Linked DNA regions of Homo sapiens: region 1 is linked to region 2. The links are chromatin loops, found by intact Hi-C in ENCODE. Cell type or tissue: tibial artery. All regions are shown on one strand. Links, peaks and the distances in the headings refer to the core of each region. The heading gives the core; the rest is flanking DNA. Region 1 overlaps ARPIN-AP3S2 (ARPIN-AP3S2 readthrough). Region 2 overlaps ZNF710 (zinc finger protein 710).

Evidence for each region. Peaks named below come from ENCODE experiments on the same cell type or tissue, not always from the same donor. Only the 100,000 strongest peaks of a DNase experiment are listed, where the experiment ranks them.
Region 1: a loop joins it to region 2, with 4 times the contacts of the local background. A loop is called at or near these places in 56 of 110 quality-filtered maps.

What each region holds. Positions count from the first base shown.
Region 1 is chr15:89,908,434-89,911,337 of GRCh38, reverse strand. It overlaps ARPIN-AP3S2 (ARPIN-AP3S2 readthrough), which reads left to right. Exons shown (of 10, transcript NM_001199058.2): 2 at 519-594. ARPIN (actin related protein 2/3 complex inhibitor) reads left to right here. Exons shown (of 6, transcript NM_182616.4): 2 at 519-594. Among named protein-coding and RNA genes, the nearest start is that of ARPIN, 3.1 kb to the left of the region's middle. RefSeq lists a silencer at 2,041-2,225. In tibial artery, for the core only: no CTCF peak of the experiment used is centred there; a DNase peak (open chromatin) is centred at 1,357.
Region 2 is chr15:90,065,971-90,068,874 of GRCh38, reverse strand. ZNF710 (zinc finger protein 710) reads right to left here. Exons shown (of 5, transcript NM_198526.4): 2 at 280-1,765. The coding sequence starts at 1,737. Among named protein-coding and RNA genes, the nearest start is that of ZNF710-AS1, 15 kb to the left of the region's middle. In tibial artery, for the core only: no CTCF peak of the experiment used is centred there; no DNase peak of the experiment used is centred there.

The sequences.
Region 1 (2,904 bases), core at 299-2,798, 160 kb after region 2:
ACCATTTCCTCGGGTTAATGACCACCTGGATATGAATGAGAAAAGGAATATGAGAGTGTTTAAAAACAGGTGGAAAGGGAAAATAGTTTATTGCAGCTTAGATACCTACCCTCACATTTGGACCAATAAAAAAGTAAAATCTTTTGTATTTAGTAATCACTTAATAGCTTACAAAACACCTTCACACACATGATCTTGTGTCAACATCAGAGGAGCAGAGTGAGGCAGCTGTTTTCCTCCCCATTTTGTAGATAAGACTGAGGCTCTGGTTCCAGTAACTCCCAGTGGCCTTGTAGGAGGGGGCCATAGCTTGATCTTAGGGCAGCCTGACAAGGTTCCTCCTGGCATCTGGGCAATGCCCCAGCCTTTGGGACCCTTTGGAGATCCCTATGTCGGAAGCACGGGGAAAGGAGCTGCTCAGTACCCAGCCTTCTCAGGGCTGGGTAAATAGGAGACACGGGTGAGATTTGCTGAGGACTGACAAAACTGGCTATCCTTTCTTTCCCTTTCATCCCCAGGGGAAATGGTGTCCTGCTGGAGGGAGAACTGATCGATGTATCTCGGCACAGCATCTTGGACACTCATGGCAGGAAGGTGAGGATGCTTCCTCGGTGCTAGCTAGAGGGCACTGACTTCACGGTCATCATCCACTGTGGCATCTCCTTGTGCTGGGTCCTTCCAGTGCCATGAGTTGGGATTCTTGATGGGCTTAGAAAGCAAGTGGGAAGTAGGTCAGGAGATTTATAGCCAAATGGGACCACCAGCTGGAAGAATAGTTTAAGGCTGTGTTGAGCAGCAGACAGGTGGGAGGGCCTGTGTTCTTGCCAGAAGAGCCTGGGTCATGGCTGAGAAGGCAGACCAGGCCCTAAACCCCAGTCTTGCCTGAATGTAAACTCTGACAGTGTCTGGGGCTTCAGTTCCCATGTTGATGTCCTGGCTGCCTTTGCCCTCTCAGCCTCCTGGGGTCATGTCCTGTATCACCACCCCATCTCAGGTGTCTGTGGGTACACCTGGCATTTACCATCCAGTACTAGCCTGTGTCTTTTTTCGGAGCGCTAGTTCCGACTTTCCACTCCCCCTTCAAATAGCCCCACCTAGATGTGCTGACCACCTTATCTCCTTGATCTCTATAACTGAGCTTGGTCTCTAAAAATGCCCCCTCCAGTAGGGCCAGAGGCCTGGTGCTACATGGAGCCTGCATGTCCCTCCTGTACCCCATGAGAACAGCTCAGCACTATTTTCATGTCAGGCGGTATTTTGCTGCACCCTCCCCTCCTTAGCACACAGTGGGCAGGTGGGAACACCCATCAGAGCCCCTAGCTAGCCTGCCCAGGAGAGCCCAGCAGTGTCTCCATGCTGATGTGGGGCTTGCTTGCCTCATCTGCCGTCAGGCAGGGCCTTCTCCTAGCCCCTCTTAAAACTTGCCTCCTCTGAGTTCCATTCCTGGTGATGGTGCAGTTGCCCTCCCAGCCACCGGGCTGGGAACCCTCACTGTCTCCTCCCCAGGTAAGCAATGCCAGGCCCTGCTGGCATTGGGCCCTTGCCCATTCCTCCCCCTCCCTTGCCTTCCCTTCCTCTTTCCATGGCTGCTTACCTGAGATGGGCCCTCAGCCTGTCCTGATAAAACCTTGCACCTGTCCCCCTGCCTTCTGGCTGTCCCCAGAACTCATCCCTGCCCTGCTGCCAATAGGACAAATGTCTTTCCAGAAATACATCTCTGAGGGTCTCACTGCTGCTCAGAAACCTTTCAGGATTCCTTGTCCATCAAATAAAATCCAAACTCCGAATGCCAACTCAAGACCTGTCCTGAACCAAGCCCACTTGCTTTCCCAGCCTGGGCTCCCAGAAGGCCTCCAGGTGCCCTGCGTGGCTCAAACATGCACAAGGGCCTCTTGGCTTTTATTTCCTATACTGTCCCAGGCTTTTAATATTATTCCTACAGCTTCTTATTCCCACAGTTGGCAGACCTCCCTACCCTCCAAGACTTCATCTTTCTTGATTCCACCAGGATGTGGCCTCCTATTCTTCAGGCCCTGGGAGCATTTCACCCACCTGCCTTGAACAACTGGCAAACAGCACTTATAGCACAGTTCACGCTTGGCACTGTGCTTGCCCCTCTGTTATCTCATTGAACCCTCATAATATTCTTAAACACAGACATCACGTTATCCCCATGTGATGGGGAAACTGAGTGGTTTGTCCCAGGCTGTTGGAAGGGGCAGAGTGGCTGCCCTCACCCAGGGCTCCTTTTCAGTGCCCTTTCCATTGCACCTTGGCAGCGCCCATTCCTGCTTCATGGTATTTGCGGTCCTCGGGCTTGGGTTATGGTTTTGTTTTGTTTTGTTTTTGTTTTTTGAGATGAAGTCTCATTCTGTCTCCCCGGCTGGAGTACAGTGGCAGGATCTCGGCTTACAGCAACCTCCGCCTCCTGGGCTCAAGCGATTCTCCTGCCTTAGCCTCCTGAATAGCTGGGATTACAGGCACATGCCACCACACCTGGCTAATTTTTTATATTTTTGATGGAGACAGGGTTTCACCATGCTGGCCAGGCTGGTCTCGAACTCCTGACCTCGTGATCCACTCGCCACTGCCTCCCAAAGTGCTGGGATTACAGACGTGAGCCACTGTGCCCAGCCCAAGTTATGGTTTTCTATATATACTTTTTGTCTTTGGCTGTGTGGAAGCCCTGGGCTTGCCCTGTTAGGAACTTCTAGCAGGGCTCATTATATGCGGCAGGTGCTCTTGTGAACCCATGAATGCATAAGTATTTGGGGGCAGAGGGAGCATCTGCCTAGCTTGAACATCTTTTGGAGCTGAGGTGGGCTTCTAGGGTAGATGTGAGGTTGGCGGGGCTGCAGCCGGAGCCCAGAGTGTGTGTGTTGTGGGATGAAGCCGCCCCCTCAC
Region 2 (2,904 bases), core at 191-2,690:
GCAATCTGCCTGCCTTGGCCTCCCAAAGCGCTGGGATTACAGGCATGAGCCATTGTGCCTGGCCAAATACATGTTTTTGAATGCATAAAGCTTTACTACTTAAAAAACTAATTTCAATTAGTTTCTAATACTAATTGATTTCTAATACTCATCAAAATAAGTACGTAACGATAAAACTAGGAGACCACCTAAATGGTCCCATCTGGGACTTTGGAAAGTACTGGATGAAAAAGTGGCAGGAGGGGCAGGCAGATGCCCAGGCCCTGGGAACGGCCTTACCTTGTGGGTGAGGGAGTGCTGCTTGAGGTGGTGAATCTGGCTGAACTCCATGCCGCATTCAGTGCACACGAAGGGTCGCACGTTCTGGTGCTTGAGCATGTGGTTCTGCAACTGGCTGCGGTAGTGGAAGGACTTGTCACACTCGAGGCACTGGTAGAGGGTGGGGCCCTGGTGGGAGGCCAGGTGGCGCTTGAGCTGGGTCAGGGTGGAGAAGTCCAGGCCGCACTCGACGCAGACATGGCAGCGGCCACTCTCATGCTTCACTTCGTGGGCCTTGAGCTCGCTGGGGTAGGCGAAGCCGCGGCCGCAGAAGTGGCAGCTGTAGGGCTTGACCTCCGAGTGCAGCAGCATGTGGCGCTTGAGGTGGCTGGTCTGCGTGAAGGCCTTGTGGCATACCTGGCACTTGTGGGGCCGGGTGCCCTGGTGCGTCAGCAGGTGCGTCTGCAGGTGGCTGGGCTGCTTGAAGAGCTTGCTGCAGTGTGGGCACGAGTGTGGCTTGATGCCGTTGTGGCCCAGGATGTGCGTCACCAGGTTGTACTTGGACGTGTAGGACTTCTCGCACATGCGGCACTGCCAGCGCTTCTGGCGGTCGCCCGCCTCCACCAGATAGGAGTCGTCAATCTGCACGTTGATGTCCAGCCGATCCAGCTGGGCCTTCTTGTGGCGTTCCACGGTCGAACCCGCCGTGTCAGCCTCGAACTCACTGGCCTCCTGCCACACGAAGCCCTGTTCCGGCTTGACAGGCTCCGGGGACTCCATGCTGGGGGCCTCGGGGTCACTCAGGGGGGCCAGGTGGGGTGGCTCGAACCCACACTCTGTGGGCAAGGCCTCTGGCCCAGGCAGCGCCATGCTGGGCTCGGGGAAGCCATCCCGGGCCGGGGCCGGGAAGTGAGGGTCATATGGGGCCACGTTCAGCTCCGGCCTCGGGGTTCGGGGCAGATGCCGGAGCGTCCGGGGCTTGCGGCTGAAGGCGCTGAGGTCGATCATCTTGACGGCGCTGCTCTGCACCAGGGCGTCGCAGCCGCCACTGGCCGCCTCGGCGGGGGCTTCTGCTGGCCCTGCGTCCTTGTCGTCACCTGGCACAGAAACCTCATAGACCTCCTGTTCCTCCTCCTCCACCTTCTCGAACTTGACCTTGGGCACCAACCGCACAGGTGGCCGCGTCTTCCGCCGGGTGTGCTTCTCACAGGCTGCCTCCACCTCCAGCACCTCCTCCTCCGCCGGCTCCTCCAAGGCCCTCCCGTTGCAGGCCAGCTGGTAGACGTCGGGGCCTGGTGGCTCGGGCTCTCCCATGGCTGCCCCTGAAAGCTCGGGCCCCAGGTCCGGGTAGAAGGCCTCGGCGCTTATGGTAGCTCCAAAGAGCTCATTTTCGGAGACCAGGCCAAGCACGGCGGCCTGAGCCAAGGACAGCACCACCACGGCGTCCGTCTGTGTCCCTGAGTCCATGAAGCCCTCCATCCCGTGACGGCTAGCTAGGAGGGCATCGCTGTGGGTGGAGAAGGGAAGGTTAATATTGCTGGCTCACTCCTGCACAGACAGACAACAGACACAGCACAGACAAGGGCTTGGCTGATTTTGGGTGTGTCTGGCTCTGATGTCTTTTCTACTCCTGGCCTTGGGAACAGGGCACACTTGTTATTATAGGGAGCAGTGATTCCTGCTGTGTATCTGACCATCTCCTCCATCTCCCTGGGAGATCCTGGGGTAAGCTCTGCCCCCTTGCTGGCCTCAGTCTTCCCATCTGTACAACAGGGAGGTGGGATTTCCTCAATTGTTCTCAAATTGTGTTCTACAGGTCCTTCAAGAATTCCTTAAAAAGACCGGGCATGGTGGCTCACATCTGTAATCCCAGCACTTTGGGAAGCCAAGATGGGCAGATCACCTGAGGTCAGCAGGAGTTTGAGACCAGCCTGGCCAACATGGTGAAATCCTGTCTCTACTAAAAATACAAAATTAGCTGGGCGTGGTGGCCGGCACCTGTAATCCCAGCTATAGGAGGCTGAGGCAGGAGAATCACTTGAACCTGGGAGGCGGAGGTTGCAGTGAGCCGAGATCGCGCCACTGCACTCCAGCCTGGGCAGCAAAGTGACACTCTGTCTCAAAAAAAAAAAAAAAAAAAAATCCTTAAAAATCGGATTCAAAAATGCAAAAAATAAAGATTCCACTATTTAAAAACTGATTTTAAAAGGCCCACCTACTCAAATGTAATATGTGCCACATTCTAACACATTCTACTGTAGCCCCACTGGCTTTGTTGCCAAAGTAATTAATTTGCACAGACCTTGGGACTGTGCGGTGAGGTGTTAACTGTCATTATTGGTAATGGCTCGGCTGTATGAACGAGAACGTATGGCAGAAACACAATATAAAAAAATAAACTAGGTGCTGAGGCCAATCTCAAACACTGGCTGTCACTTGTCAGCCCCGACGATAAACATCTGCATCTATCACAAGCAGTTGTTGTTTTTCTTGATTAGCTAAATGTTATACATTTAAATATCTAAATTTATACTGATAAAAATATCACTTTTATCTGATTTTATACGTTGGAGTTCCATGTCCGATCTGATTTGAAAGAAGAGCTCCTTGACAGCTAACATGTTTGAGGCCACTATCCGAATTGAA